Regions from separate parts of the Mus musculus genome. Here all the other regions are linked to region 5. Evidence: chromatin loops called from intact Hi-C (ENCODE). Cell type or tissue: left cerebral cortex. All regions are shown on one strand. Links, peaks and the distances in the headings refer to the core of each region. The heading gives the core; the rest is flanking DNA.

The links. Hi-C counts contacts between places; a loop is a spot of excess contacts. Peaks named below come from ENCODE experiments on the same cell type or tissue, not always from the same donor. Only the 100,000 strongest peaks of a DNase experiment are listed, where the experiment ranks them.
Region 1: it touches region 5 in a loop (5-fold over the local background); 2 of 42 quality-filtered maps call a loop at or near these places.
Region 2: it touches region 5 in a loop (5-fold over the local background); 15 of 42 quality-filtered maps call a loop at or near these places.
Region 3: a loop joins it to region 5, with 9 times the contacts of the local background. A loop is called at or near these places in 40 of 42 quality-filtered maps.
Region 4: it touches region 5 in a loop (5-fold over the local background); 16 of 42 quality-filtered maps call a loop at or near these places.

What each region holds. Positions count from the first base shown.
Region 1 is chr3:21,888,062-21,894,429 of GRCm38, reverse strand. Gm31813 (a long non-coding RNA gene) reads left to right here. Exons shown (of 8, transcript XR_001783797.2): 4 at 257-333. Among named protein-coding and RNA genes, the nearest start is that of Gm31813, 73 kb to the left of the region's middle. In left cerebral cortex, for the core only: no CTCF peak of the experiment used is centred there; DNase peaks (open chromatin) are centred at 691, 1,389, 2,162, 3,383 and 1 more place; H3K27ac peaks cover 548 bases.
Region 2 is chr3:21,980,428-21,986,795 of GRCm38, reverse strand. No RefSeq gene overlaps it. Among named protein-coding and RNA genes, the nearest start is that of Gm31813, 19 kb to the right of the region's middle. In left cerebral cortex, for the core only: no CTCF peak of the experiment used is centred there; DNase peaks (open chromatin) are centred at 2,176 and 3,504; H3K27ac peaks cover 1,010 bases.
Region 3 is chr3:21,932,812-21,939,179 of GRCm38, reverse strand. All of the region lies in intron 3 of Gm31813 (a long non-coding RNA gene), which reads left to right. Among named protein-coding and RNA genes, the nearest start is that of Gm31813, 28 kb to the left of the region's middle. In left cerebral cortex, for the core only: a CTCF peak has its summit at 4,212; DNase peaks (open chromatin) are centred at 2,137, 3,088, 3,502, 4,221 and 2 more places; H3K4me3 peaks cover 1,346 bases; H3K27ac peaks cover 3,729 bases.
Region 4 is chr3:22,141,172-22,147,539 of GRCm38, reverse strand. The region is part of intron 1 of Tbl1xr1 (transducin (beta)-like 1X-linked receptor 1); the gene reads right to left. Among named protein-coding and RNA genes, the nearest start is that of Tbl1xr1, 68 kb to the right of the region's middle. In left cerebral cortex, for the core only: CTCF peaks have their summits at 3,082 (motif pointing right) and 4,132 (motif pointing left); DNase peaks (open chromatin) are centred at 3,069 and 3,957.
Region 5 is chr3:22,073,694-22,080,061 of GRCm38, reverse strand. Tbl1xr1 (transducin (beta)-like 1X-linked receptor 1) reads right to left here and starts at 3,410. Exons shown (of 16, transcript NM_030732.3): 1 at 3,108-3,410. In left cerebral cortex, for the core only: no CTCF peak of the experiment used is centred there; DNase peaks (open chromatin) are centred at 3,325, 3,668, 3,905, 5,102 and 3 more places; H3K4me3 peaks cover 3,940 bases; H3K27ac peaks cover 3,885 bases.

The sequences.
Region 1 (6,368 bases), core at 392-5,391, 190 kb after region 5:
AACAAACAAATCTATAAAAACAGAAAGAGGGGATGAAGCCGAGTCGCTTATAATCCCAGTGAAAGTGGAAGCAGGGAGATCAGGAGTTCAAGGTCATCTCTGGCTGTATGTGGGGCCTAGGGCAGGCTACAGTACCTGCTTTAAAACAAAAAGCATTTATTTTGAAGGTTTTATAATGTATGCTGGCAGTTTTTTGTTTTGTTTTGTTTTGTTTTAAAGATAAAGGCATTTTCTTTCTTGTTTTCTTTTTAAATAGTAAAAACCTAACAACTCCGAGCTTGGTAGAGACCCTGTTTCAAGAGCAAAAAGGAAGAAGGGAGAAGAAGAAGATGGGTAATGTTCTCCTACCGTTAAAACTCTCCCGCACTTGTCTGCCTTTGGAGATTTCTGTGCCAAATTCAACAGTTAAGACTTTGGTGATGGGAAAGATGACGCTTTTCTTGTCCTCTTTGTGTATGTTCAGCTGTGTGTCCATGCACACTTGTGTATCCGTGAAATGCATGTTTGTGCGCATGCATGAGTAAGCCTGATGTCAGTCTCAGGTTTAATTCTTCAGGAGCTATGTATCATGTTTTTCTTAAAGGCAGTGATTCTTACTGGAACCTGGGGCTTGCCCATTAGGCTATGCTGGTTGGCCAGTGAACCCCAGGGATCCACCTGTTCCCACTTGCCCACTGCTTAGATTCACCAACCATCACACCAGACGTTTTACATGGGTAATAGGGATTGAAGTCAGGTTCAAATGTTTACACGGGATGAACTTTTCCTGAGTGGGCCGTCTCTGTAGCCCCACCATGGGACACTTCACTTATCCTTTTTATTCACCATCAAATGTATATATATTTTTTCTGAAAATATTAGCCTTTTGCATTTGACATGTATTGCCAGAGAAGTCACAGGGTAGAATTCTGTAGCCATCTATCAAGGCTTGAGGAGACATGCAAATGTTCTGTGTACCGACTGAGAGGTACTCTGAGCGCATATCACCATTAGTGAAGTGTGATTAGGCAGAGAATGGAATTTTACACTGCTTACCTCTTCTGACTTTTTCATTTGCAGTCCAGCCTTAGCTCATCGGGTACAGATCGGTTTACATCCTTGAATGTGCGTGAAACCAACCTGGGGCTCTTTGGAGCTCTTAATTGCTGTGTGATTTGATATCACAGTGCAGTGAAGCTAGGCAAGCTAATTGTTTTCCTGACTGAATTTCATCCCTCCCTCCCTCTGCCTGGAGGAGGGGATAAAGCAAAAAACAAAGCAGGGAATGTCTCTGGGCTGCACATCTTTCCTTTCCAGCAACATCATTTGTGATGGGTAGCAGCCTCGTCATCACACAGTCGATCATGATGAGGGATAATTATAATCCTTAAGTGGTTTCAGCTTTGGGTTGTTAGTAGTGGGAGCAAAATGAGGATGGGTGGGAGTGTGAAAGACAAATATGGTTTACTCAGCTTTAGTGTTCTCTTGCAGCATTTCAGAAATAGAAGAAAGACATTTCTCTGTGCGTCTTGCTGGGGAGCGGAGTTATAGTTCATAGCTACATTGTGTGATGTGAAACACGTACTGGACTAAAATTTATGGAAACAAATTAAATATTTGATTAATCACTTTAACTATTGATCAATTTGTATGGCTTCCTGTACATTGCCTTTTTCATAGCAATCAATAACGTGGGTGATGTATAAACAACATCTTCTGCAATAAATAATTATATTATGTAATGCGGGTTAAATTTAGAAATTGCTGTTTTATTGCATTTCTTCCTCATAAAATGTAGTGCCAAATAGTAATTGACACCGAGTTAGAGGTTTGTAATGCTTTACTTCAAATTTAATCCAGGAATTCTCTCAGAGGATTTACAGAAAGAGATCCCTGGAGCAAGAGCAAGGATGGGAAGCAGGGAGTACCTGAGCCAGGAGGCGGGGGGGGGGGGGGGGGAGGTCAAGACGTGATTGGTGGGGAGGGAAGGAGGGGCAGAGAAATTGAGAAGCCTGGTGTGGCAGATTGTCTCTTTTAGAACCCAGTAAGCCATTGTGATGGAAATGGACATCAGGCAAGGCAGAGTTCAGTTGCAAAAGGCTGAGATTGGAGCCCAGGCCCCCAGGAGGGCAAACTGCCTCTGACAATAAGATGGGAGATTTATTAGGAAGAAACACAAAGCTCTTTCCCTCTCCCTGGTGTTTCTAAAGCATTTAGCCTGCCAGGAGAACCAAGGCTTCTGTTAGCACTAATCACTTCCGGAGCGTCCCCAGTTGCTTTGAGACTAAATGTCTGCTGGCCACGAATCAATTCTCTCCCCACCCCCACCCCAAGGATTAGCTGTTTCATCTTTACGTAGATAATTCAATCATCTCCAAGAGAAATGGAGGCGACCGAAGCAGCTAGAAGCAGAACCAGGGAGCACAGTACACTCTTGTTTGCTCTGGAAGGACACCCTATTCCAAAGGAGAAGGTGGTAGTGGGACTATTTGCAGCACTGTTATCTGAAGGGGCCTTCCGTTGAAAATTATGCAGTAGCTGTATTTGGACCATTCTTTTTTTTCTTTTTTTAATATATTTTTTATTAGGTATTTTCTTAATTTACATTTCAAATGCTATCCCTATACCCTCCACCCCCACCCCGGCCCGGCCCTGCTCCCATACCCACCCACTCCCACTTCTTGGCCCTGGCGTTCTCCTGAGGAATATAAAGTTTGCTAGACCAAGGAGCCTCTTTCTCAATGATGGCCGACTAGGCCATCTTCTGCCTCATATGCAGCTAGAGACACGAGCTGGGGGTACTGGTTAGTTCATATTGTTGTTCCACCTATAGGGTTGCAGACCCCTTCAGCTCCTTGGGTATTTTCTCTAGCTCCTCCATTGGGGACCCTGTGTTCCATCCAATAGATGACTATGTGCATCCACTTCTGTATTTGCCAGGCACTGGCATAGCCTCACATGAGACAGGTATATCAGGGTTCTTTCAGCAAAACCTTGCTGGCATATGCAAGAGTGTCTGGGTTTGGTGACTGATTATGGGATGGATCCCCGGATGGGGCAGTCTCTGGATGGTCCATTCTTTCGTCTTAGCTCCAAACTTTGTCTCTGTAACTCCTTCCATGGGTATTTTATTCCCTATTCTAAGGAGGAATGAAGTATCCACACGTTGGTCTTCCTTCTTCTTGAGTTTCTTGTGTTTTGCAAATTGTATCGTGGGTGTTCTAAGTTTCTGATTCTAAGTTATAAACCCCAATAGATATGCTTTCTAAATCATAGCACACATTTGGGAAGAAGAGGCGTGTGAGGGGAATGAAAGCATATGGTAGGCGTGATCTGACCTTAGTACTGGGAAAGGGCAAGAAGGAAATCCAAAATTTTATACATGAATACACTCATGAATAAGCGCTCTAAAATAGAACTGGCAAAATGACTCAGGAAGTAAGACAGCAAGTCTGGCAATGTGTGTTCAATCCCCAGAACCCATGGGAAAGGTGGAAGAGAAAACAGAGTCCACAGCGTTTTCCTCTGGCCTCTACATATGTGTCCTGAGACATGTACAGAACCCCATCATGTACATATGTGCATGTTTAACATACATAGGCACACACACACACACATATGTGTGAGCATGTGTGTTTGCCTAATACTATTAAGAAATACAATAATTTTAAAAGGCATATTTTACTAATTGAGTTTTAGACCATCCTGATATACACTTGTTTAAAAAAAATCGATTGAAAAAAAATCTCTCAATATTTATCACAAAACATAACTTGAAAATTAAGATCCATTTGGAAAGGGGCAAGAATCAAAGGAAGATGGCAGCTAAGCATGAATTGCTTCTGCAAAACTGTTTGCACCCCATGGTTCAGGGAGAAGCATCATTTCCTGCAGTGCCTGACCAGATCTCTTCAACCAGCTGGAGTGATGTGAGAACTCTAACATCAGCTCCAAGCCCCCAAGCCCAGCCAGCCTATGATTTACCTTCTCTGTAAATAAGACGTTTTTGAATTTCCAGTTTGGCCTCTTCTGCCAGTTCAGCTCAGAATCTTTCCACCTCAATGAAACCCTTTCTTGGGTGTTTTCTTCCCTCCTTGAAATTTCATTGCAAATGCCAAGTGCTGTGATTATAAAGTTGCCTTATTTTCATTTTTCTTAAGTAGCTTGTCTTGTCTTTTTATTTATTTTTAAAAAGACAGTTTTGAATATGAACTAACCAGTACCCCCCAGAACTTGTGTCTGTAGCTGCATATGTAGCAGAAGATGGTCTAGTCAGCCATCAGTGGAAGGAGAGGTCCATTGTTCTTGCAAACTTTATATGCCCCAGTACAGGGGAACGCCAGGGCCAAGAAGTGGGAGTGGGTGGGTAGGGGAGTCGGGGAGGAGCCTATGGGGAACTTTTGGGATAGCATTGGAAATGTAAATGAAGAAAATACCTAATTTAAAAAAAAAACGATTTTGTTTTCTTATCTTCTTAGCAAACCAATGAGTTTAATTAGGGTTCCTCAGAGGAGCATGGGAGTATCTGTGCTGTATTGTATCAATGGCTATATCACTAAGGAAAATGCCGTTCCCTCTCCCAGCAACTGCCTATAAATTCTTTAAGAGAGGTGGAACCAGGTGAGACCCTCACTCTCACTCACTTCATGGGGGGATTTTGATGGACTCAGTTTGTATAGGTCTTGTGCAGGTAGTCCTAGCTACTGAACATTCAAGCATATAATGGCCAAGCCATGCCCAGAAGACATGACATTCTATGCCTTCTTTGTTTCTTATGTCCTTCCATCCTTTATTCCACAATGATGTTTAAACCTTCACTAAGGTGATAGAAAATTCAACAATTACTTACTGCCTACTGTCTGTTTGTGAGTCTCTGCAATAATTCTTACACACTGCAAACCATGTACAGTGTTTTTAACCGGAAGTCAGCTCTCTGAGTGAAGCAGTCATATCATGTGCTTTCACACAAAGGCTGATCACTGATAAACATACAGAAAATGGCTATTGAATTTTTGGCTGGGTATCTGACTCAGAGACATGAAGATCTATCTCTTCAGATCTCTCCAATCTGGCAAAGGACATTTTCTGATGGCAGGTATGACTACTATATAGGAGAAACATTATAATGATCATTTATCATTAAGACAGAGATCTCTGTCTGGACTTGTGGTAAAATGGTCTTTAGTCTGTTCATAAGGATCAAACCAGGTGACTTGCTAGCTAGTCAGCCAGAATTCTTCTCCCTTAATTTCTCTTCAGCTAATTTTCTTTTCTTGAGTATTCCTTTCCTCTGATAAATGCTTAGAGTTGGTGTTAGTCAACAAGTGTAAGTCTTGCTAGCTCTAAGTTACTGACTCTGCAGGTAAGAGTTAAACGACTTGGACAAGGATAGCTTTGAGAGACCCTGCACAGCAAAATCACTTAATATGTGTAGGCATGGAGTAGACTGGGTACACAGACCTTAATGGATGACTTGGAGCTAGTCATAAACCAGGGACAAAAGCAGGTACAGAGTTCAGTCATCCATGTAAAGGCCCCTGACTCGTAGGATACAGGGCAGATTCACATGTGTTTGGGTCTGTGACTCACAGGACAAAGGGCGATCTCATCCATGTTTGGATTCATGACTGATAGGTTACAGAGTAGGCTTCACAATTATCTTGGTCTATTATTGACAGGATACAGGTTCATGGATATCTGATTTTATGATGATAGAACACAGGTTGAACTCATGCATGCATGTACACAAACAATAAATAAACAAAATATCAATTATTATTAAATGAATTTGACGAAATAATTTACCACCCAGTTAATCCTGTATGTGTGTATGTGAAATGGTCTCCTGTAGCCTCAAAGTACTATAGTAGTATTTCAGTACTTTGTCTCCAGGTGGTAGTTCTGATTTGAAAGGTAATGGAACCTTTAGAAGGCTCAGTTTTATAAGAGGAAGTGAGTTACTGGGGGGTGGGCCTTGGGATTTTTTTTTTTTATAGTTTGTCCCCACTCTTGTCCATTCTGAGTTTTCTCAGACATGCTGCCATGCCACCTACCATGACAGAGCCTACTCCTCAAACAGTGAGCAGAAATAAACTATTTCTTAAGGTGCTTCTTGTTGGTGGAATTTGTTCACAGCAGGTCGAAAAGAAACTATGTACAGAGAAAACTCATCTTTTTCCCTTGCAGGGCAGATAAGCAGCAACAAAGGCTAGTGAGTGTTTAGTCCTGCATCTGTGTCGGGGAACAAGGGATGAAGAAGCTGGCTTGGAGGAAATGAGACACATTGCTAGTGATAACAGATGAGGAAAATGTGTCTGGATGCGGGAGTCAAGAGATGCACAGAACCAAGAGCACCTACTGAGCTACAGCTGAGTTACCACTGAAGGTAA
Region 2 (6,368 bases), core at 471-5,470, 93 kb after region 5:
GGGGAGGACGAGAAATGTGCCCAGCTCCAAGATGTGGCCAGACAGCATTGTACAGCCTGGTAACTCTAGTCAGCCCCACCTTCAAGGATCCAAGTTCAGCAGAGGTGAAGAGTGCTTTCGTTCTGGTCACTCATTCACCAGGGGAAGCTGGACACCATCCGGTGAACCTGGTCTTGTGAAATCAGACAACCTAATTGCCCTTTACAGCTTGGTAAATGATATACTCCAACTGTGAGGGCTAAAGTTATATTTTAAGTTTTAATTCCTGTGCTGAAGGGATCTATAAAACAAAAATGTCTCTAACCTATAATGCAGATAACTTTCTCTGCCCACGGACAGATAACTTCCTGGATTCTGGGGGCTACTATTCATGCAAGATAACAAGCCATGAAAATGTTTTCACTTCTGTAAACAAGGTTGGTTGCTTCAACTTCTCAGGATGTCCTTAATCACATGGACCAGGAAGTACATAGGCAGGATGTATGCTTACCCCCAAGGCAGCAAATACACAGCCTTGTAGGTTGTGCCTTTATAATCACCAGATTAGCACAGTGTGAGGCCGTTTTCTGGGAATCCTGAGTATGGATCTGGGTAGAGTCCATAGTCTTGGCCAGCATTTAATAAAACTTACTTTAATTTTGGCTCAAAAATTGGGATAATGGTCCTATTCTCTCCCAGTAGGATCAACAGTAGGGCTCATAAAAGTTAATCCAGACCCAGGCTTCCAAGCTGATACCCTGGGTGATGAGCAGAGTGTCTAGTTGTCTAGCTGTGGATAGGACAAAAACCCTCAGAGGTTTCTACACCACTCTTGGAATCTTTGGAGAGGCCTTATATGCTGCCTCAGTAACTTAAGTGCTGGGACGGGGCATATAACTCAGTTGTAGAGTGCTTGCTTTGCATTCACGAAGCGCTGGCATCTGTCTCGGCACCATGTAAGTAAGGAACTGTAACACATTCTTGTGATCCTCTAATTTTGGAGGTAGAGGAAGAAGAATCAGTGTTCTTGGTTCTCCTCAACTATGTAATTAGAAGGGTCATCTAGGCCTAGGTAATACTCACTAAACTAAAAACCAAGGCAAATAACAACAACGAAAACCAACACAGATTCCATACACATCGGAAAAGCAGACTCTGGAGAGATTTCTAGAATGTTCTCCAATTTGGTTCATTCTCCAGGTTTTTGTTCTGTTTTGTTTTGTTTTTTACTTTCCAACTAATGAAACTATTTTATGTTGACAGCTAAAGTGGTTGGCTTTAGTGATTTTTTTTTTATTTCTTTTGGGTTGTTGAGCTTTGATCTTCCTCTTGGGGTATGACTTACAGTGGGCAGTGGCACCGTACTCTCAGTTTGTGGTCAGCCTGGGATCACAAATGTGAGCAACCAATACTCTCCAGCATGGTTGCTTAGCTGGTTTGTCCAGTAGGTGATGGGTGTTAAGTGATATTTTCATCTACTGAGGGGCTTATCAGGATATGATCTCATTGTGGTTGAGTAGCATCGTTAATTGTTTTGAAAACACTATTAACTATGGATTCCTTAAGACTTAATCTGTGTCAATTTATTTACATATGTTGCCTGTTTAAATCTTAACACATTTCACATCCAGTAGTCTTATTCCCCTAGAATCAGCAAAAAAGCAATGGTGTTACATAGCCACAATACCAGAATCATTATTCACTCTCTGTCGTGTGTGTGTGTGTGTGTGTGTGTGTCCTTATGCAGAGGCCAGAGAAGAGTATAGTATGTCTTTCTCTGATGGTTTCAGTTCCTTGAGACACTGTCTCCCACTGAACCAGAAGATTAGCATTTAGTTGGAGTTGCCTGGCCAATGAACTTTCAGAATCTGCCTGTCTCTACCGTGCAAAGCTGAGGGTATACAAGAGAGCAGCCAGCCATGCCTGGCTTTTTACTTGCATGTTGGAGATTTGATCTCAGGTTTTCATTCTTGCAAAGCAGGAGCTCTTAGCCATTGGGCCTCTTGAGAGGCATTATTTAAAATCAGGAGTACCTGCTACCACTACTCACATGTTGGAATCCTGCTCCCTGAAAGGCAGTGTCTGGGTCATTTCCCTGGTTTACCTTGAAGGTAAACTGCAGCCAGGGCAGTTTTACCAGGGGAAAGTAGGAGTGGGTGGAAGGTCCACTTTTTTTTCCTTGGAAAGATTCTGCAGCTCTGTATGGAAATCAAGAATGCAGGAAATAAGAATAACTGAATTTTGAGTCATCTTTGGTAAGCACTGTGTCAAATTTTAAATGGCAAGAAGCTAGCTGGGGAAGAACACAGTATTTTTAGAAGCTGAAATTTATTTTAACCAAACAAGTTAAAGAGCATGTGTTACATCTCCACTCCTGCTAGGATCTTTCAGATGACTCCTGCTGTGTTTTAAGAAAGAAACTGCTTAATGAAACTTACTATTTTGTAGGGTAACTAAAAAGGTTAATAATGGGGAAAAAAGGAAAGCTGTTCCTTCCATTAAGAACTGCAAAGTTGTTTTATTTTGCTTAACATTTCTTTATTCAGTGTGTGTTTGGAACAGCAGGGGGTGGGGAGGCTCTTGTTGGCTGGAGCACCTGAGCAGAGGTCAAGGGACCTCTGCTGCCTCTTTCTGCCACGTGGGCTCTGGGTATTGGAAGCGCTGTTGTACAACAAATCACCTTGCCAGCCTTGCTTGGATGTTTTTGAAAGTCACCCAAATTCTTTAGTCAAGTAGTAATGAGAAAATAAGCTTCATTTATTATTTACTTAGAATGGAATCACCAGAAATTGCATAGTTACTGCTGACTTGAATCTTTCCAGCTAGATATTTAAATAGATGGACTATATAAAAATGGTATTATGATACAAATGTTCTGCCACAGTTGATAGAATACTTGCCTGGCACATACAAAGGTCTGTGTTTGATCTTCAGCACTACGTATACCACACATGGTGTGCATGCCTGTAATCCTAGCACTCTGAAGGTTCACACAGGAAGATCAGAAGTTCAGTCATCTTTAGCTACATAAGGCTTCATGAGACACTATCCCAAAAGGAGGAAAAATTACCAAGATAACAAAACCACTGAATTTAAAGAAAAATCAAATGAAGTACATTGAAAAAAAAAAATCAAAAGTACGGAGTTTCAAAAGCTCGTTTTGTCTTTGACTCAGGGTGTGCTAATTACACTGACTTGATCATTAGCAACTGTCTGGATCTGTCAAAATATCTCACCATACCTATAAATTTATACAAGTACACATGAAGAAGAAAAGCAATTTCTCCATTAGAAGTACTTTCTACAGAAGCTCTTCAATGTTATATGAAAGGTTGTGAGAAACACTTAGAGGTAGAGGTATTTTCTTCAATTTTAGATAACAGAGAATGGAGGTATGTCACAGCCCCTACTGCTACTCCCCCATTTGTTGCGAGTTGTGTTCTTGCATTATCTTCAACTTGCTGGGACAAATGTCTGGGATCTTAATTTAGATCCTACTTTTGGAGTCTGCTTCTCTCGCTCTGGCTGTCTCATTGCTTTAGGTTTTGGGGGTAGTCACCTCAAGAGCCAGAGCAAAAGCAGAAAGAGGAAGAAGGGACTGCGGTCCCACAATCCTCTGCCAGGGCAAGCCTGCATGGCCTGAAGACTGTCCCTGAGGCGCCACCTTTCAAAGACAGTACCACTGCGAGGGGAACCCAGCCTTAGCAGAAAGAGCCCTGGGGGACACTAGTCGGCCATCACTGCAAAGAGAGGCCCATTGGACGTGCAAACTTTATATGCCCCAGTACAGGGGAACGCCAGGGCCAAAAAGGGTGAGTGGGTGGGCAGGGGAGTGGGGGGGGGTGGGTATGGGGGACTTTTGGTATAGCATTGGAAATGTAAATGAGCTAAATACCTAATAAAAAATGGGAAAAAAAAGATTTTGACTTTAACACCCTCTCCTCCTTTTCTTTCTTTTCCTTTGAATCTGGATTTCACCTATCTCAGACTTGCCTCAAACCCTCCGGGTAGTTGAGGGTGACCTTGAACTTCTTGTCCTCCCACCTCATCTTCCATATCTGGGATCACAGAGAGTTCTGCCATTCCTGATTTTTGAAATGCTGGAGCTAGAACTCGGGGCTTTGTCCATTTCACTAACTAGACGAGCATTCCACCACCAAGCTCCATAATTACTCTGTTCAAGCTGCCCCTATTGACAGTGCTCAGCTCTTGTGATTGTAATCTCTACCATGGTAGTGTAACTTCCCTGTGTCTCAAGCTCTCTGCCAGGCTTCACGCTCAGCTGCTTTCATCTTTCTTATGTTTTCTCTCTCACCTGCTTAAGTTTCACTGTCCTATTTTCCCAGGAGGTCACATGGCCCTTGTTCTCTGATTCCTTTATTTTGAAAAGATCCATGCTTGTCATCATTCTAGAATGATGTCCTTACTAAATGCTCCGGAGTCACTGTTTCTTTTCATTAAAATTTTGTGTATGTTTCTCCAAGGCTCAATCATTGTATGTTATTAAGGAGACCCATGAGGTCAGTTTGATTTTTTTTTCCTTACCAACCCCTCCCTTTTTAAAATTTTTTTAAGTTTATGAATCAAAATTCTCCAGAGAAATGGAACCAGGTGTGTGTGTGTGTGTGTGTGTGTGTGTGTGTTTTGTCATAAAGAATATGTACATAGGGTGGAATAGATGCAACTTAAATAAATAAGAGGTTGGTTTTTTTTAAGTTTAAAAACCACACTATTTAAAAATATATGTGGGCACATATGCACTACAGTGCTTAGTGCATTTCTACAGTTGATTTCAGGTTATCAGGCTTGGCAGAAGGTGTCTTTACCCACAGGACCATCTTGTTACCTCTACTTTGCTGTTGTAAAAAGTTAACTTAGTTGGTTTGTGTGACTCTGGAGGCTTGGCGTTTCCAACATCCATTTGTACATGTTAAGGTACAGACCCTGGAGAGCCAAGATGTTCCAGGACCACCTGGATCTGAAACACCAGGAGCCAGAAACTGATGGTGATGGTTTAACTTCAAGGCAACCGGGCTTGAAAGCAGCGCTAGTTACTTATCTTTGTAGTGCTGGGCATTGAACCCAGGGCCTTGTGTGGTTATGCAAGTGTTCTGTCAACTGAACTGCATCCCTACCTGCTTCACTTTTGGATGATCTTGACAAAATACTGGCCAGACTCAAGCCAAGGGAGGAAAATTTATTCTGGCTCATGGTTTCAGAGGGTGTCAGTCCATGGGAAGAAGATGCTGGTGGCAGTGGGAGTGTGAGAGAGCTTCTTCCCTCTGTGGTGGACTAGGAATCAGAAATGGAACAGCAGCTGGGCTCTAACCTCTAAAGGTTATCTACTTCTGCCAGTCAGGCCTCATCGTCTAAAAATTCCACAGCTTCCCAAACAGCACATCAGCTGGGAAGGAATCATTCAAACATGAGACTGGCGGGACATTTCAGATTCAAACCATGGTAGGACTCAATGAGAAGAGGTCCTCAGTTTTTCTCTGAGGGTTGGAGAAGACCAAAGATCAAGGCCTGAGAACACCCTTGGATTCAGCTCTCCCCTCTTGTCCTCCCCTCCCCTCCCCTCCTCTCCTCTTTTCCTTCCCTTTCTCTTCCCTCCCTTTTTTCCTTCCTTCCTTCCTTCCTTCTTTCCTTTCTTCCTTGACTCAGGGTCTCATGTAACCTCTGTTGTACAGGCAGAAATGACCTTCAGCTGCTCCTAACTTAGCCTCTTGAATACAGAGGTTGTAGACAACACCATGACAGGCTTATGAAGTACAGTTCAGGGCTTCATGCACGCAAGAGGCAAGCACTCTACCCAATGAGCCACATTCTCAGTCTAGTGCTAAATTTACACTTTGACTTTTGAAATTTTACACTCGAGTCTGGTGAGATGGCCTGAAGACCCAAGTTCAGTCTCTGGGCTATACATGGTAGAAGGAGAGAACCTAGTCCCCTAAATTGTCCTCTAGCCTCCACACACACACTGTGGTGCACATGCCTTGCCCTAATAAATGAATAGTTGTTCAATTCTTTTTTTACACTTTCAATTCCTGTAGTGCCCACGTTCCCTTGCCTCCTGGGCTCAGTGACTGGTTTTGCACAGATGGAGACCATCAGATCCCTTTGACTCTCATGCAGTACTAAGTTCACATGCTTACTAATTCGTGTTTTTTTCAAACAAGCTCAAATAATTTCCTTCTGGGCTTGAAGTTGGTTTTTGTTCTAGATCTTTTTCTTCCTCCCTCCTTTTGTCTTCCCATTCCTCCCTTCTTTCCTCTTTCTTTCTCTTCTCTCCCTCCACCCTTAATTATTTTCTTTCCAAACCTCTCTTCTGCTCTCCCCTCCTCTCATTCCTTCCTCCTTGACTTTTCCTCTCCTCTGTCCTTTCTCCT
Region 3 (6,368 bases), core at 487-5,486, 140 kb after region 5:
TGTTGGATGTTGTGGTAGCTCTATCATTTTCTGAGCCCTTAGGGCTCCTCCAACAATGATTCCCTTTTTTGTTAGGAGGAGTGGTGGTATGGATGAGAACGGCCCCTATGGATCATATATTTGAATGTTTCATCACCAGGGAGTGGAACTGTTTGAGAGGATTAGAAGAATTAGGAGCTGTGGCCTCATTGGAGGAAGTGTCTCACTGGGGTGTGTTTAGAATTTTCAAAAGCCCACTCCAGGGCGAGTGTGTGTGTGTGTGTGTGTGTGTGTGTGTGTGTGTGTGTATACCTGCCACAATGTGTCTGTAAATGTGTACATCTCTGAGGAGAGATAACCTGAGGAAGACAGTTTTCTTCTTCATGTATGTCCCAGAGATGGAACTCAGAGCATCAAGCTTAGTTGCAGGCATCTTTACCTTCTGATCCATCTTGCCAGCCCTGGTGTCTTAGTTTATGAGTCAGGGCTTCACACTGTTGCCTAGGCTGGCTTCACATGCATCTGAGCCCTCAGATTAATGGCCTGCACAGACATGTTGGGCTTCTTTGTTTATCTGGTAATTTGGTTGGAGGCTTGGCTTCCTTTTGAATTCACCTTTATTTCCCTGGGCTGGGTGGGGGCACGTTCTGAGCATGATAGATAGCACCCGCAGTTCCTGATTGAGGATACACTGGGAAGAAAAAAAACCAGCTTTTGATGGGTTGAAATGTGATGCTGGATGCCAGAGAGGTGGGCTTGGGAGCTGGTTCCAACAAGCAGCAGTTGTAACACCTTTCATGCTGTGCCGGGTGGCTGCGGACTGCCCTGTCTTCTTGGAGCTAGAAGAGCGTCCATAAGGCAGGGTGGAAATCTGACTCACTGGCACACAGTTACAGGCGTTTGTCTCTGATTCTGACTTGGAAGTGACTCATGGGTTGGAAAAAAACCTTTTGGAAGCGAATGTTAGGGGAATGCAAGGCAGTTCTGCCTTGACTGAACTTTATCCTAGGATACAGTGTGGGCCTGCGCGCCTCCCATAAACTCTGGTAACCTTAGACTGCTTTAGCCTTCCTCCTTCCACAGCAGGGAGTCATGAAGCCTGACGACTCACTCCTTTTCTTCAAGATTCGGATGAAAAGCAATTTAGAGGGAGATATAATCTCTCTTTTTCTATTCACTCCAATAAGCACTAATTACCACTAGGGCAGGGCAGATGGGCTTCTGGAAGTCCGAAGCAATATGTAACACTCTTCCTTTACATTTACCGAAGTCTGGGCTTCCAACAGCTATCGGGCTACTTTCCTGCCATTCAATCCGGGCCCCTGCAATCTGCAGTAGATTTACTGAGCATCTGGTTGTGGGAGTTAAGGCTGAGGCACAAACACTCTGGGAACACAGCTCAAAACAGTGGGGCTCACACGAGGTCTGAAGAGCTAGTTCTGAGAGCTTGGGCAACGTGGATTAAGAAATGCAGTTTGGCTTTGAGGGTTGTGGGTAGATATAACTCAGATATAAATTAAGTTAAACAATAAGGAGACATTCATGTGTTAAAAACAAACAAACAAACAAACTAGGCTGCCACAAGGAATATGAGGCAGGGAGGGCTATAGCAAGGTCACAATTGTGACCCACAACCTGCTGGCTTCTCGGCTTTGTTCTTGTTTCCTTCTCTGACTATCTCTGTCTTCATACTGGTTGGTCTCTCCTGCATTAGGCCAGGAAATGGGGTCACATTGAACTTTTTAATTTTTTTCAGTTTCTGCCTAGGGAGTTGTCTTTTACACTTCCAGTTTCTAGTTCCCTAAGAAGGCTTCTGATTGGATTAAAATATGTCAGCATTAGGATCCTAGGCTAATCCTTTAGGGCAAGGTAGGAGAGTGGGGTGAACTAGGCCCAGTGTGGTCTCCACCCCCTGCACTAAGTGATTCTTTTGGGATCCTCGTGGATTTGGAGCATCAGAAGGGGGTGGAATTTAGGAATCCAAGGGTCTGTACACTGTTTTCAGAAACAGGGACAGGGGCTCTGACCCGACAAGTGCAATGTTCCCAAGAAAGAGTGGCCCATTTTAAAAAAGGGAGACAGAGAGACCTTTGCAAAGTCTAGATGTATGACTCCCCAGTTGCTGAGAGGACAGTGGCTGTCCCAACTTCACTGATGTGGCCACCAAACAGGTTGAGCCCTGAGCCCAAGCTCAGAAGCCTTGAATAGACCCCCTGTCTCCAAAGCACGAGTTTGCTTTCCTTTCTGCACAGGCCCCGCCCTCCCCTTCCAGAGCGAAGACTCTTGTGGCCTTTGCACACACCTGGGGCAGGGGAAGCCGATTTCTGGTCTGGGACAGGGGACAGCCAGGATCCAAGCTGGGTATGCTGGATGTGCGAGAGTGCTAAAAGAAAAGCCAGGGCTCTAGAGACAAGGAGACACCAGCTGGGTGGCACAGGCCCCACCCTAGTTGGTAGCAAAAGTCGGGGGAGGGGAGGTTCTGGGTCTTTCAATGCAAATATTGTTAACCTAGCCTTGAACATGGTCCGAGTACCCGATGGTCAGTTTGCAAGGTGGGAACAGGAGCCCACACTGTGTACCTGTAAGGAAACATGTAAAACATGACCCACAAAATGTCACCAGAGCTGAGGAGCAGTTTCGTAGAGGCTCTCTGAAGAGAGAACTCTACAGGAAAAAGGGACCTGGAGCTTTCCAGATATTGAGGACAGTATCTTGTGCGTGTTGGAGTGTAGGGGGCGGGATGGGGCAAGGCCTTTCCAACCTCCCCTACCTTGGTGACTGCTGCTAGCTTTGTAATCTGCTCTGCCACGTGGTGTGCGCTTGGAGGTAGGTGGTGGTAGCAGTTATATCGGCCAGAGGAATATTTGGCTAAACATAACATTGAAACCCCCCTCTCCCTAGCCCAGGCCCCCTCTTGACTCGGTGAAGGCGATCCTGATGCGGCTGAGATCCATCCAGCCTGGCCAGGCAGCCGCCGCGCCTCCCCTCCCCCGCTGGACTGTGAGCCCATTTTCGCTCGGCTGGTCTCTGCGCCGCCGGATGGATGGCGCCCCACCCCCCCTCTCCTCTGCTCAGTCATTCAGACTTGGAAAGTCAATAACACGCTGACATCATCAGGGGTTTGTGTATTATTACACGGCTACTTTCCAGAATACCTGGCATTATCTAAGAGAGGAGCACTCGATTGCACCAGCAAGGCCCCGAGCGGAGTCTGCAGCCCCGGGGAGGCGCGGCTGCTGCGGCCAGGCCCTTTTTTTCCACAGGGAGTACCTCCAGGGCACCAATTAGGAACAGATGGTGGCTTCTGCTCTAAAAGCAGATGCACTTTAGATATCGATACAGATTCATTTTGGCTTGGGGGATGTACTCAGAAGTCACCCTCAAGTGACCTCCATTTCTTCTGAAAACACACGTGCCCTGACTTTTGGTCCTTAAAGAGCATTTTCAATGATTCTCACACAGGCAAAAAAAAGAAAGGCATGTGCTCTAACCAGAAGCCAAAGCCTGCCTCTTGATGCTTAGGAGTGGGGGTTGGGAGGCGGGTGTTATGCAATCACCATTGCGGGTGATTAGGGCTTTGCTTTGCCTCCAAGGCTGTTTGGTGGTTGAGTTTCTCTTTAAGCTTACTGCAGGGCAAACGCACAGAAAAACATGGCCCAGATTTATGGTGCAAAACTGCTCTCCGAGTAAATTGCCTTAGCATTCTGTTTCGGTTCTGGAGCAGAGAAGAGTAGATGGATTTGGGGTTAATTAAGATCTCTTTATCATAAGTTCCGGGGGTTACTTTGCCTAGAGTGAGGGGTTTATTTATTTATTTAGGTTTCTTTCTTTCTTTTTAAAAGTTTATTCGTTTAAGTAGTTTACTTCTCTCCCCCTTGCTGTGAAGGGTACATGAAAGGAGCTTTGATACTAATTAATTGTATAGATGGCTGCCACTTTGTTTTAGAGAACACATTCACATATTAAAGACAATACATCCAATAACTCACGCAACATGGTGCCTTTTCTGAATAGCCAAACAGGCTATTTATTTACAGACACAGGACTGGTCTCCTTTAAGTTCTCTTCAGTATTTTTAATTGGAAAAAAAATAATGGCAGCCAGCCCTAATTTGGAGAATGACAAGGGGAAGGGCTGGCCCTCCTTCGCCTGATCTCACCCCCCCCCCCCCGCCCCCCCTTGCTCCCGGCAGGGAGCTGCCTGATCTAAAGTCCTTAAGTTTCCCCTGGAGGAAGCAGAGCAGACAGCCTCTCACTAGTAAGGGTTTCTCTTCCTGCAGCCAGTCCTTTCAGAACCTTAGGGCAACTTCCCCCTAAATGCTTTGACAGAGAGCAATCTGAAGCTGCCATTTCTCAAATCCAGCCACAGCTGGGATGCACAAAGCTAGGAGTCAGGGCAAAAAAATCTCCAAGATGGCCCCCTGATAGCCCTCCCTAGAAGTGTCTGAAATGGTGAGACGTGCAGAAAAGTGGAACTTATGGGGTCAGGAAGAAAATGAACCCTCATTTTGGGGCCTAGTTGAAACCTCTAGCCAGCCGAAAGCAAGATTTTTTTTCTTTTTAAAGTTAAAATTTGCTGTGAAAGTTGCTGTCATACAAACAATATTCCTGTGTATGTGTCTGAAGGCCCAACATGTGAAGGTCACAGGGCAACCTCAAGTGTCCTTCTTCACCAGGTGATCCCCAGTTTTTGCTTGAGATGGGGGTTTCTCAGGTTTTTTGTTGTTTTTGTGTATGGGTGTTTCTATGTATGTATGTATGTATGTATGTATGTATGTATGTATGTATGTATGTGCAAGGGTCTATTGTGGTCAGGAGAAGATGTTTGATCGACTGAAGCTGGAGTTTTCAGTGGTTGAAAGCTCCCAGATATAGGTACTAGGGACTCATCTCTGGTCTTCAGCAAATGCAGCAAAGGCACTTGCGTCCTACCTCTAGCTTCTGGTCTGCTCCCTGAAGTAGGCCAGGTTAGATGGCCAGAGGGTCCGCCCACCTGCCTGCTCCTACCTCCCATTTTGCCATCCTGCAGGTTTCATGGTAATGCCTGACTTTCTGTGTAGGTTCTAGGGAATCAAGCTCAGGTCCTCACACTTGTGAGGCAAGTGCTATACTGACCGAGCCCTCTCCCCACCCCAAAGATTCTTTTCACATAGAAATACTTTGCCAAATTAGCAATGAATCATGCTTAAGTCCTAAGCTTACATTATCTTGAGGATGGCTTGATTTTTCTCTACAGAATATTGTTTGGAACGCTTACAAACAAGACTGTTAAAGCTGGTGAGACAGCTCAGTGGGTAGCGACGTGGGGGTGGGGCTTTGCAAGCCTGGAGATCTGAGTTCCATCCCCAGAACCCATGTGGAAGGAGAGAACCAACTCCGGACTTCTTCTTTTACCTATACATGCACAGCCTGGGATGTGAACCTTTATACATATATCGTGGAGATATATGATAATACATTTCTAGAAGTAAAAGATGTTAATTTGGTTTGCAGTGGAAATATCCTTTCTTCTAATATCCCAGTAACTCAGGGTTTATGTTAATCTTATCCATTGTAATCCTGTCATAAGGTGCCCAGGAACCATTCTGGGATCTCATCTAAATTCCTTGAAATAAATAAGATTTATTTAAATCATGCAACCATTTATATATATGTGTGTGTGTGTATATATACATATATATATATATACATACATATATGTGTGTATATATGTGTGTGTACATACATATATATATACATACATACATATATGTGATATATGCACACACATACACACACACACACAATGACATATATATCATATATATGACTATTCTAAGGCAATAATGTAGGCTCTTCTTCGAGGAGCCCATATCCATAAGCAAGCTCTGTTGTATCTTATTCCCCCAACCCCGAAGTGCTTGTCTTTTCTGTTGTTAAAGAATATCCAACTCCATTTCCTATTGGCCCCTCTTGAAATTTTTTTCTGCACGATCTAGTTTTACCTAAGTCTGACTCTCTGAAAGAGTAGGTTAGAACGGAGTCTCCTTTGACTCTGGACAGTGTAGACAGTACATGTATTTCCCCTTTACCTAGCCTTGGACTACTTATTTAGGGGTTTCCCACAGCTTAACAACGAGAAGTTCTGACCTTGTGCCAGGCCTCTTTGGTTTTTCAGGGTGGAGAGTCTCTTAAACCAGGTATGTCTAAACAAAGTCTATGCTAAAGAACCACACAACCAAAAATATAAGTAATCAAATGTAGTCTCCCCTCCCCCAGCCTGAAACCTGCTTGCTCAGGGGTGGAGCTTCCTGCTCATTTGTTCTGTCACGCCCACTGCTGGACCATGCCGCTTTGCTGTTGGTGCCACCACGTGTTCACCCTACTACTGGACCCCGAGATTATTCGGCG
Region 4 (6,368 bases), core at 860-5,859, 67 kb before region 5:
TCTAGCAATTAATGTAAACACATGCAGAGAGACCCACAGCCAACTATTAGGCAGAGCTTAGGGAATCCTGCTGAAGAGGAAGAAGTATTACAGGAGGCAGAGGAGTGAAGGACACGTCAAGAAAACCAAAAGAATCAACTAAAGTGGGCTCATAGGAGCATGAAAACTGAACTGAGAACCAGGGGCTTCATGGATCTGACCTAGGCTCTCTGCATATTTATTAGAGGTGTGTAGCTAGGTCTTCTTGAGGAATACCTAACAGTAGCAGGAAGGTGTGGGGTCAATGGGGACCTGTCTCTGATTCTTCTGCCTGCTTTTGAGGCTCTTTTTTCCTCCTACTGGGTTACCTAGTCCAGCCATAATATGAGGTGAGGTACCAAGTTTCACTGCAACTTGATATATTATGTTTGGTTGATATCCATGGGAGGCATGCCCTTTTCTGAAGAGAAATGAACGCAGGATGGATGGGGGAAGGTGGGGGTGGGAGGCTGGGAGAGGAAAGGGGATGGGTACTTACAGTCAGGAGTTAATAAATAAAGAGAATAAAGTAAAAAATATGTTTCATGTGCCACATCTAAGAGGTGATACTCAGAAGGGGCACTGTTCATCAGTGCAGAGTAGGTAGCACCAAACTGATGCCACCAAAAGGAGGGTAGTCACAGCGATGGCTAGAAAGGAGAGTTTACACAAGTCAGCAATTACGATCACTAAGCAGCATTCTGATAACCTATGAAAGCCACGGTCTCTTTGGGTTTGTTCCTCTGGTTTTATTCCTCACTGAGCACCCAGGTATCCTAGCACCATGGCCATGCTTACTGGAGACCCAGAACTCAACTTAGCATTAGAGTTACAAAAAGTCATGGCAACCTACAGCAGTCCACTGACCTACAGCTCTCGATGGTATAGTACATGTGAAACATTAGTTTTAGGTATGAGGAGCTGCAGGCTGAGAAATATTCTATACCCAGCACTACAGAGTCCCAACAAAGCATAGCTGCCATCAGACTCTGGTGACCTTAGGGCTACTCACAGTGAACATCATTTATTTTACTATAGAATATAAACTTTTAAAAAGGATTTTTACAATGTTTACTTCTGTGTGTATTTGTGAATTTATAGGTGTACCTGACATGTGTGTGTAGGTATGTATAAGTGCCTGCAGAGACCAGAAGAGGGAAGACACTGGACCCCTAGGACTGAGTTACAGGCATCTGCCTGCAAGCAGGAGGTGGGGGGATTTCTGAGTTCAAGGCTAGGCTGGTCTTCTACATAGCGACCACCAGAAAAGCAAGGGAAAAAAAAACTGTAGGCACAGTTTGCACAGAGACTAAAAAGTATGTGCCTGCTTCCTTGGCAATTATTAATTTCAGACACCTATGGTGAGTTCCATGGCAGCCAGGGCTATACAGAGAAACCCTGTCTCGAAAAACAAACAAACAACAACAACAACCAACCAAAAAAAAAAAAAAGGCAGATAGACACAACTATGTACAAGTAGTTTAACCTAAACGAAAGGATTTCCTAGCAACACACTGAAGGCCATGTTACAATTCTAGGAATCACCTGTACTACCCAGTCCGTTCTTACATCAATATGCAGCTTCTTCATAAGAATCTTCTTATAAAATTCAGTTTAAAAGTAGACACTATAATCCCAGTTCCACAGAACAAAGTCACAGTGACCACTGACATCTGCTGGGAGATGGGATGACAGTGGGGAATGGTGTGCTGTCCAGGCAGCACTGTGGCCCATCAGGAACGCAGGATGGGTGGGGGAAGCTGCACTGGAGGCCGGAGCCCTTATCAAGTATCCAAAACAATGTTGTCACCTAAACTGAGCATCAATAAACCAGCAATAATGCCCCACCCATCTGCATGTCTAACCACTCCATCTTTCTATCTTTCCACACAACATTTCTTGGGTAAAATACTGAACCAGCCCATTCCAGTTAGTTTCCCTCTTTCCAGGGCTCTTTTCCTTCCTTGGCATCAGTGAGAATTTTCCTCACTACACCTACAGATATACTTAATGGGAGTTCTACTGGTTATCTCTCCTCAACACCCTTTAGTTTTTTATTTAACTTTTCTTTAGACTATAGATCCTTAAGGTAAATATCACTTAAATAGTTAAGTATAAAACTGTTTCTATGGCATCAAGAGCAAGTTCATCTTCAGTAAAAAGCAGACAGAGAGCCAGGAAGCAGAGGCAGGCAGATTTCTGAGTTCGAGGCCAGCGTGGTCTACAAAGTGAGTTCCAGTACAGCCAGGGCTATACAGAGAGACCCTGTCTGTCGGGGGGGGAAAAAGCAGATAGACACAGCTGTGTACAGGTAGTTTAACCTAAACGAAAGGATTTCCTAGCAACACACTGAAGGCCATATCACAATTCTAAGATGAAGGATCGTATTTGCTTATGGCCACCTAAGTGCTGTGCAGCACATTTAAAAAGCAAATCACAAAAAAGAAAAAGAAAAAAAAAGAGAAAACTTTAAACTTGTAAGACACATACTTGCAGAGAAGTTAACTAACACTACAGATGTGCTTTAATCACAGGACAAATGAGACCCAAGCTGCAAACCTGTGTCCTGCACATCATCTGCCCTTTACTTTACATTTGCTTTCTAGAGACACAGTCCTGTCTGCTCTGCAGCCCAGGTTCCAGCACTTGTGCACTATAGCACTTTAGGACTGGTTCTCCATCAGCTTCTCCTCTACCTTGGCCTTCAGTCCTCTGTCGCTGCCTCCACAAGGCACGGACATTCCGGTACTGGAAATGCACTTGCAAAGACGTTCTTCCCTCAAACCTAGCCCCACTCCTTCCTGGACTGTCCCTTGACCACTCATGGAGAGGGTGCTCCCATAGCTGTCTAGCATGCCTCCCCAGCCTTTTCTGCCATCAAGGCTTATCTGCTCGCTCAGCTTGCTATTCTTCCATAAGTAAGAATAGCACCTGGAAGATATGTAGTCCTTGGATTCACTGCTCTAACAGTACAGGTGTGGGATCTAGGCACAGACCAAACACAAGGGCTGAAGAGGCAGTGGCTGGCTGCTATTCTCATGACAGCCTTTTCACACAACTTCCAGAAGGTGGCAGGGACAGACTGACTGACATTCCACTAACAGAAACTAAAGTACACCTCATGAATTCCAAAGCTGACTTTATAGATTGTTAAGGTTCATTCAGTCTCCAAACAAAATAGCTCTGTTTTTAAGCTACTATCAGCATTTACCTAAAGTGAACAGCGCAATAATCTTAGGAAAGGCCTTTAGCATAGACACTGGGACTAAGCAAATATCTTCCAAGTAGTGCTTTTTAATGTAGTTAGGCTTTTTATTTTATTTATGAAAAAAAATAACACAATTATTTTGACTAGATCTAACAATAAATTCATTTGGCCCACTGATTCAAAAATGTGGCTCCTGCCCCAGGAAAAGTGCAAACCCAACAACCATCTAGTCTACAGGCCTTAGTTCAGTAGCCTGTGCAACAGTGTAACAAGACTGCCATGAGTTTCTATTCTCTGTGGAAATTCTGGAAGTCACATTTAGACCTGAGGAAAAATTAAAATCTTACTAGAGCTAATTGTGTTCGTTAAGATAGACATAGCTGCAGTTCACCCCAGCTCTATAAATAAAAGGTGAAAAAGATTTTATTAAATGAATTCCTAGGGAAAACGTCACAGAATTCCAAGTGGCCCTAGTACATGATTTCCAAGATGATAAATGGACCAATTCCAAATGGGGCCAATTTTAAAGGAGCTATATACTAAATCAGTTCCACCAGATCCTTCCTCATTTGCTGATTAAAAAAACAACAAGAAAAATATATCAATTATCTTCTTTGCATGTCCAGCAATCCTCCAGTGTAGAAGAAAGCCTTTGAAACAGTGTACACTATGCTGAGCTGATAGCCAGTCATACACACACATGCACACACATGGGTGCACACTCACAATTGTTCGAACCCTCCCCCAACACACACAGTGCTACAGACACACACACACACACACACACACACACACACACACACACACACACGCAGCTTACCAGACACCAAGCATACGATGAGGTGAGGGTAGCTCCCCCTGCAGGAAGATCTGAGAAGCAGCCTGGTCTCAGCTGCAGTCAGAAGCCTCCCCATCCTCTGTCCTTGCTTTCACTTCCATTGTTACTCAAGTTACTTGGGGAAACTGGAGCCAAAGGGTTGTAAATTATGACCTTACTTTTCCTAAAACTGGACAATTTTCAAGACCACACATCCATACAAAGATACTTAAGCACCCAGTAACAACCTTCAGCTGAGTTAGTCTCATTGTGCATGATGCAACTGTACCTTCCATTAAACAAAAAAATAAACCACCATGCAGAAATACAGCAAAAGGTTACCAATGATTTCAAAATTCATCAGCTCAAATTCAATTGCAGCACAGTTTCTAAATTAAAGAGTGAGTCAAGTTTGTTATTAGTTACCTCTCAGCATTTGGGAGGTAGGATCGGGAGGATCATGAGTTCAAGGCTGGCCCCATCACATGAGACCCTGTCAAAACAAAATTAACAAGGCCAAAGTTTAGTTGTATAAGTTTTAGGTTTGAGCCAGGAATGCTGGCATACACCCATAACTCACGGTCAATCCTGACCTACTCAGACCACATCTCAAAAGGACAGAAAAAGCCTTCAGTTCACTGGAAGTAACAATTTCAACAAACTTTTGCTGTTACTAAAAAACAAACTGAAGATTCATGTTTAAAAAAAAAAGTCTATTACTTTTTAAAATGTGTGAATACATCACTATTGTTCAGGTATAACAAATTGTTCCTCTCCTCTTAAAATTATAAATTTGTGATACAGCTCACAATGCCTAAGAAATACTAGGTTTTTGGTGACACAAATATGTGTTATGCCTTCAAAAACAAAACAAAACAGTAGTTTAGGGGAATGAAACCGCCAGGAAAAGGGAAGCTACAGGAACTGCACACGTATCTAAAGGCAGGCACGGGCAATGATACAAACCCACAGGCATGCTGGCGAGGGGAGAAGAGGGGCTGGCACTGTCCCTACTAGACCACACTCTCCCCAAGCGCTGAGGAGAGGACTCATAGTATCAAGACTGAAACAGCACAACAGAGGTGAGAAGACTTAACCTGCAGCACCCTGGGTCCTCACTAGATAATGTCTCTGGGGCAGCAGTTCTCAGGTGGTGGGTCACATATCAGATATTACATTATAATTCCTAAAAGTTGCTACTTACAATTGTGAAGTAACCATGAAATAATTGTATGGCTGGGGGTTACCATAATATGAGAAACTGTATGAAAGATCCACAGCATTGAGAAGGTTGAAAACCACTGATCTTGCGTAAGACCTGAACATCACTTGAGCTTCAAAGCCTCTACCAAGTGACCAGAGGGGTGGAGAGCCACTGGCTGTTAAGAGGGGCAGAGAGTGTCCTTCTTATTCTAATTATTATCCTGTAAGAAGTGGAGCAGAGGATGGCTTCTTTTAATATTAGACTGTACAGTAAGCAGAGCTGAGAACTAGAGAGAGACACCACAAGTGAGCTGACAGCTAGTCACCTCATTTCAAGACTAATGATGAGGAGCCAGAAAAACTCACTGTCTCTCCAAACTTCAATTACAAAGGAAGCATAATAATGACCTTACAAAGAGGCCACAGAAGATACAAAACAAACAAGATACCATGGAGATCTTTTAATAAGAGACATAAAAGGAGACACAGCATGAACTGTTTTTAACTTGCACTTAAGATACAGACACAGAAAATCTGAGCTTCTGTGATGAGCACAGTCTTTAGCAGAAGTTAAGATTCCTCTCCCTCTTTCACAGTGAATGGAGTGGAGGCAAGCAGAGTGCTCCCCCTCTGTCCTGGCAGCTCTGGGAGAAACAGTTAAGCATCACAAGGTTGCCCACCTCATGTGCAGCTACAAGGTCAGGAGACAGCACTAGGAAAGAGTTAACAGGGCTCTGTAAAGACTAGAAGAAGCACAACCTCCGGCCAACATTAACAGCATGGCCAGGGCCTCCGGGCTTAAGCTCTGAAGAGTACTAGGGCCCTGGGAAGATGCTGCACTCTACCCTGCATGCAAGCAATCTGGCCTGGAGAGGGGCCTAGGACTAGTTAGTTCCAACTACCCACTGGAAAACATATCAGAAACAGTCTTCACAAAACAGGTTATTATGCTTCAAGCACTTGAATTTCTCTCGCTGAAACATCTGTTGTAATCTTCCATCTCCTACAAATAAAAGTGTAATCCCTGAGAGGTGCATAGGTATTCTAACAGAAATTTACCTACTGTTGTATTATGGAGGGCATCATAAACAATATCAAATGCTACTGAGGAGATACATAAGT
Region 5 (6,368 bases), core at 827-5,826:
CTCTTCTCTCCACTCTTAATATTCTCTTCCTACCACCAGTATACGGAGGCTACCTTTATTTAATCTAGGGAAAACAGGAACGGACAAGACCCCATACCTCAGCATACAGAAGGCTTAAGCATGATATCAGGACTCCTAGACTATTCACCAGAGGTACCTCAGAGCTCAGCCCAATCAGAAACAAGAAGTCTGTCAGGAAATCAGAAATCCAAGCGTGGCAAAGCAGCAGGGAAATGTGTCATAAACTGTCATCCAGAAAGAGCATGGAACAAGGGTCAAAACGACCTGGTAGAGGCCTCTTCAAAGCCTAATAAACACCTTGGAGCACCTTTCCATCTCACCACAGAGAAAGCCAACACTACAGATTGGTCACAGGGATCAGTCTGAAGGCCTGAGCGACAGGCAGTGTGACAGGCAGTGTGACAGGCAGTGTGACAGGCAGTGCCTCCTCACACCTTCCTGGAGGTGGCTCAGGCAGAGTCCCTGTCCTTGTCCAGATGTCTGGCAAAAAGGCAATAAACTGTACAATTACTAAGTAGGATGCCACCAACATAAGTCGTCAGACCTCCTGACCATCATCCCAAGGCTCTGTTGATGGCAGTTCAGCAAGCAAGGTGAAGGCCTTCTTGCTACACAACCCCAGGTCTGAGGACAAAATGTAAATGTCTCCTGCTCACTGTTTCCTCTTCCCACTTCAGGGATGTACATACACTGTAAATATTTCTGAAAATGAGTCAAATTCACATGTACTAGAAAAACAGTTGTAAGCAGAGCCAATGTTTCTGCCATCTCTCTCAGTGTTAATGTAAGTATCAAACCTTAACAAATAGTTTCAGCTCCATCCACACCTGCTCAGTGAATGTCCACAGTAGCCAGCCATCCTTGGAGAAACTGTGTGGAGACCACTCTGCAGTTACACTTCATCGCTGTAAGTGAACTAGGACATTTACTCAACAGGTTCAAGTGTCAAAGGTCCATGTGTCAGCCCCTTTTCATCAGAGACCCCATGTTTATAAAGCTGTAGCGACCTAGCTCGCTAGCTTGAAAGCTTACCAGTTTCACAGGAAGCAGTTATTTCTGGTTCTCTGGCAGACAGGTATTATGATAATCAGTCTTGCAAAAACCTTAATTAGATGGAGACTACAAGTATCAAAAGAGGTTCTTGGGTTTATATAAAAAGTTAAAATGTTTTATTGGTCTTCAACAAAATACAATATCAAGGTTGGGCAGTAGCTCATTGGTAGAGCACTTATCTATCAGGAGTGAGGCTCTAGGCTCAATTCCCAACACTACCAAAAAAAAAAAAAAAACCACCCACACACTCCATTTACCACCAGTCTCCTATGCTAACAACATGTACAGATTAGAAGTGTGCTTCAAAGACAGGGTCAACTGCAAGAATTCTGAAGACGTTAACAAGTTAATGAAGTTGCTTAGCTTTTTTTACACATATTTTCTTTCCTCACAGGGTTGGCGTGTTCGTCCTAAATTCTAGAGATCTGAGTTTACAAACTAAAGGTAAGACAAGTAATTTGAGTGTTTAGTGTTTGCGATTACAGACTTCATCCCATGCAGGGCAGCAAAACTAAGAGAGAAATAGTCAAAGCAGCAGAGAAGCCTCCATTTAGACACGAAGGGCACACAGGACCTGCCCAACCCCTTTCAGGCAGGCTGGCGACCTACCGCCCCTCCCCCATAGCTAAATGCCAACTGTTTCTAGAACTCTCAGTGATAATTTGGGAAGTTTGCCATTAACTCCCACGATTCAATCCAACTGATACACAGTGTTTTTGTGCAGATAAAGATGCCCTACTTCCCCAGACTATAAACTTATTAAAGTGGCGAGAACATACAGTCCCAGGAAGTCAGGATTACTGAAGTGCTCCAATAAGCATGGGTCTTATTTAACAAAACTGAACGTGAATCACACAGGGAAACCCAAAACTCATTTACTACCTTCAATGGGCCACCAAGATACTGCAAAGCACTTTAGCTAAGTTAAATCAGTAAGACATGGCCTTGTATTGTTTTACACTGATGGGGGGCTTTCAATCTCAAGATTCAAACTAGAAATAACACATCATTTCATCCACCGTACTTTATTAACATGTTTAGACCAGCATAAGGTTCTTATATGGAAAAACAAGAAAGCCAACAGTAAACTTCCCTAATTAACTGTAAATGGCATATAACCCTTCACCCTGGGGCCGATAAAGTCCAACCAAGGTTTTAAGAAAACTCCAGACTGTTAAAGAAATGTAATGTTTAGCTATGTTCCAACTCTTCTGTGTGATCACCAAATTATTTTCAGTGTTGGGTAACCTAACAAAGAGAGCGTTTCTTAAAAGCCACCCAACCCAAATGTTACACAGAACAGACCATTTTCACAACCTAAATTTAATCCAAATTGAGAACTTCCAAAATTACCGAACACTCTAACACATGCATGATTCGCCTCGAGCTGCCTTTCAACGTGGAATTACACTTAAATGAAAGTCAGCCCCTGTTCCAAAAAAAAAAAAAAAAAAAAAAAAAAGACATCGGTTGCAAAGAGGAAGTCACCCAGCAAACACTCACAACGTGGCTCTATACTGTCAGAAGATAATGTGACTTGTGTGCCACCCCGAAACTTACCAGGAAGCTGGCAATAAGTTTGCCAACTGTATACACTTCTGACCCAACTTTACCGAGGCTGTGGCCAGGGCCTCCTCGTGGGGAGGCCACAGGCACAAGGTGCCCACACTCGCGTCCTGAGTGAGCGAGGCCCGGCCGCGCCCCTCCCCCGCCCGCGCCCCAACAGCCGCCCGCGGTCCCCGCCGCCGCCCGGGGTCTCCGCGCGCCACAGCCCGAGGGGTGCGCGACCGGGCGACTGCAGCCCGCGCGCCCGAGCGCGGACCAGCACCCATCCTGAGCCCTGGCCGCTCCCCCGCTATGTGAGCACAGGGCGGCTGCGGCCCCGCATCCAGCCTGCGCCCCCAAGCCCGCTCGCCTGGGCCCAGTGCCTCCCGCAGCCACCCCGACCCGGGGGGGCAGCACGTGAGCGCAGCCGCCCCTCCCCCGCGCCCAGGCCAAGTTCGCGGCGCCCGCAGCCCCGGGCCCGCGCTCACCTGCTTGGCGACGCTGTCCCCTCCAGGACGCGCGGCGCTCCCCTCCTGGCCGCCGTCGGCACCCCGAGGCGCCCTGGGGTGCGGGCGCTGACAGCCGGGCAGCGGGTCCGGCGGGGGAGGGGCGCGGGGGCAGGGCGCAGCACCGAGGCAGGAGGGGAGCTGTTACTAAGGGAGAGAGCCAAGCGCGCGAGCGGCCAACGGCTCCGGCTCGGCACCGGGGAGCGCGGGGACCAGCCAGGCACAAATGAGCTCCGGGCCCGCGGCGGCGACGGCCGCGCAGCAAAACAAACCCGAGCGGCCTGCGCCCGGCGCGCGGGGAGGGAGGAGGGAACAGGGAGCGAGGAGGGGGAGGGGTAGAGGGGGAGGGGGTGGAGGGGGAGGGGAGGAGGACCCGAGGAGGGGGAGGGGAGACGAGGGGAGCGGAGGGGTGGGGCGCGCCCGGAGGGGGAGGGGAGGAAGTGAGGAGGACCCGGGAGGGGGAGGGGAGCGGAGCCGGGTGGTGGAAGAGAAGGAGAGCTGGGCGGGGGAGGGGAGCCTGGAGGAGGAGTGGGGAAACGGGTTGTGGAGGGGGAAGGGAGCCCCGAGAAGGAGAGGCGAGGGGGAAGGGAGCCTGAGCCTGGGAGGGGGAGGGGAACCTCGACGGGGAGGGGGACCTGGGAGGGGGAACTTAGAGGGAGGAGCGCCGGAGTGGGGGAGGGGCGCGGCGGAGGGGCGGGGCCGCGGTGGAGGCAGCGCGGCGGTGGCGGTGGGGGTGGCGGCCGACGAGCCGTTCCACACTCGGCTTCCTCACTCGCTCCGCTCTCCCTCCACCCAGCCTCCCTCGCTCGCTCGCGGCGCTGGGGGCTGGGCTCGCCGCGCATTCGTTCCAGAGCCCGCAGCCGGGGCTGTCCCGCTGCCTGGGTGGCGCTTGAGTCCCTTCGCCCGCAGCAATCCCGCGAGCCGCGGCCGCTCCGATCCCCGGAGGCGGCCGGCAGCTGCGGGAGCTCGGCGCGGGCTCCACATGGACTCCGCGTTCAAAGTGCCGCACACTTGGATGCGCGTAAACACGCCCGCTCCGGAGCGTACCTGGAAAGGTGCTTCGCCTGCCGTGAGCGAGTTCTAGGATGGGACCCGGAGCACCGCGCGTGGGGAGACGCGCAGCGCGCACGGCGAGAGGGGTTTGGTGAAAACGCAAAGCTGAAATTGAAGTTGTGCGCCCAAATGTGCGACTTGTCTGCGGGTCTTTTGGGAAGGTTTGATGGATCAGTTCTCATTGCGCGAAAATAAAGCCATAGACAGAATGAATGTTCACTAAGTGTGCACCGCGGTGTGATATCCACGGGAGTTTATATTATCTACTTTCTGCATGCGTCTGGCACGTGAAGGCGGTTTCTGAAGTACAGTTTGGCTGCCCAATAATGTCAAAATGTGGCTGCCGGAGCGCCGAGGATTTTTAAAATACTGCGGTGACCTTCCTGAGCCTTTCAGAAACCTGGGCTGTAAGAGGCACCCTTCCTTTTAATTCTAGCATATATCTTGAAACTCTGCTTTTTTGTTACTATCTTTAAAAATACTTTGCAACCTTCTTTGGTGAAAGGTTCTAGTTTCAAGTTGTCAAAACATTTGGAAACGTGTATTCCTGTCAAGCAGTGGTCTTCCTTTAGTGCTTCAAAGATAAATTTTCAAACAAAGTATCATTTGAAGTAACTTTCACAGCTATAGACTGTGCAGCCTAACAAACTCCGAGACTAGATTAGATTTGGTTCAGCCAAGGTCAATGACTCTCCCCTGTTGGCCCCTCCCTGGAGGCGGTTACCTATTTTGACAGGCGTAGCTGGAAGGTGGAAAGGCACCAAAGAAAGTCTATGGAGTTGCAAACGCCCTTTCTACCAGAAAAGTTCAAAGCTTGAGCCTGGGTGTCCCCGGAGCTATTGTCACTTGTGAAAGAGGGAATGTTAGATTAAACAATGTCACCTGATGGGAATGTAGATTATACTGGGTTTCCAAAACACTTCTGTCCAGTTAAGGGAAACAGCACTGAGGAAGCCAAAGACGAGGCCTGCCTCCGTCCTTCAGCTGCCCAGAGCATTTAGTATCTTACCATTGTGTAAGAGCTGTCCACTTACGGTATGCTGTTTGCTCAACATAAACCTCACACTGCAATGCAGGTTCTTTGTCCGAAACGCCCATTAAAATGGTGGGATGGGTGGGGAAAGCTGGTTCCCAGCCCTGGACCTAGACAACAGCTACAAGAAAATCAAGCCACACTTTGAGTGGCTAAGGATGCTCACCAGTCTTTACAGTCAGCGACAAGCAAGTGATTCCTAGCCTCCCAGGAGACATCTCTTCCAAAGACCACCCTCCTTCCAGCCAGAAGCTCTTAGACTCTGAGCTAGCTTCCTCAAGGTGGTCTCTGTGCACGGGACAACGAGGGTGAGAATCTGTTCGTTTGTTAGGTGCACTGTCTTAGGACAGAAACCACTTTATTTGAATGTCATGACAGAAGCCGCCAAAGTTGGGGACCTGTACCTTAAACTTGCTCCAGTAAAGTGCCCTTCAAGCTTTTGGGGTTTTGTTGTTGTTTTGTTTTTATTCTGGTTTGCTTGTTGTTTGGAAGTTTTGAGGTTTTGCATTCATGGTTTATTTGATCTTTTTTTTGGGGGGGGGGGTTGGTTGGTTGGTTTTGAGAGGATTTTCCTGGATAGCTCATCCAGATCTCAAAGCCTTGGCAATCCTCCGACCTCACCCTCCCAGAAGCTAGGAGGATCTCTTACCATCATTAAACAGTAATTGGCCTTGAAGGTCAGCAGATTGACATGCCACCTGCTGGGGTTCCTACTCTAAAACAAGAGTGGAGTCAGGAACCTGAGACAAATGAGACCCTTGAGGCCCAACTTTAATCCCAGCATGTGGGAGGCAGAAGCAGGCAGATGTCTGGGTTGCAGTCTGTTCTACATGGTAGACCAAGCCAGGCAAGGCTACATACCCTGATCCACAAATAAAGAAGGTAAGTGCCAAATCCTGAAGGTTGTCCTCTGACCTCACACTTGTCACTCACACATCCTTAATACACACACAATCAACAGAGTCCTAACATTTAGATGTTCTCCTTACACACACACACACACACACACACACACACACACAAAGCCTAAATGTGAAAAATGCTTGAGCCTCCCTGCTAAGGGAATTAGCTGAGCCTTATGTTTTGTTTTTTCTAATCTTTCATATAAAGTGTGTGTGTGTGTGTGTGTGTGTGTGTGTGTGTGTGTGTAAAACAAA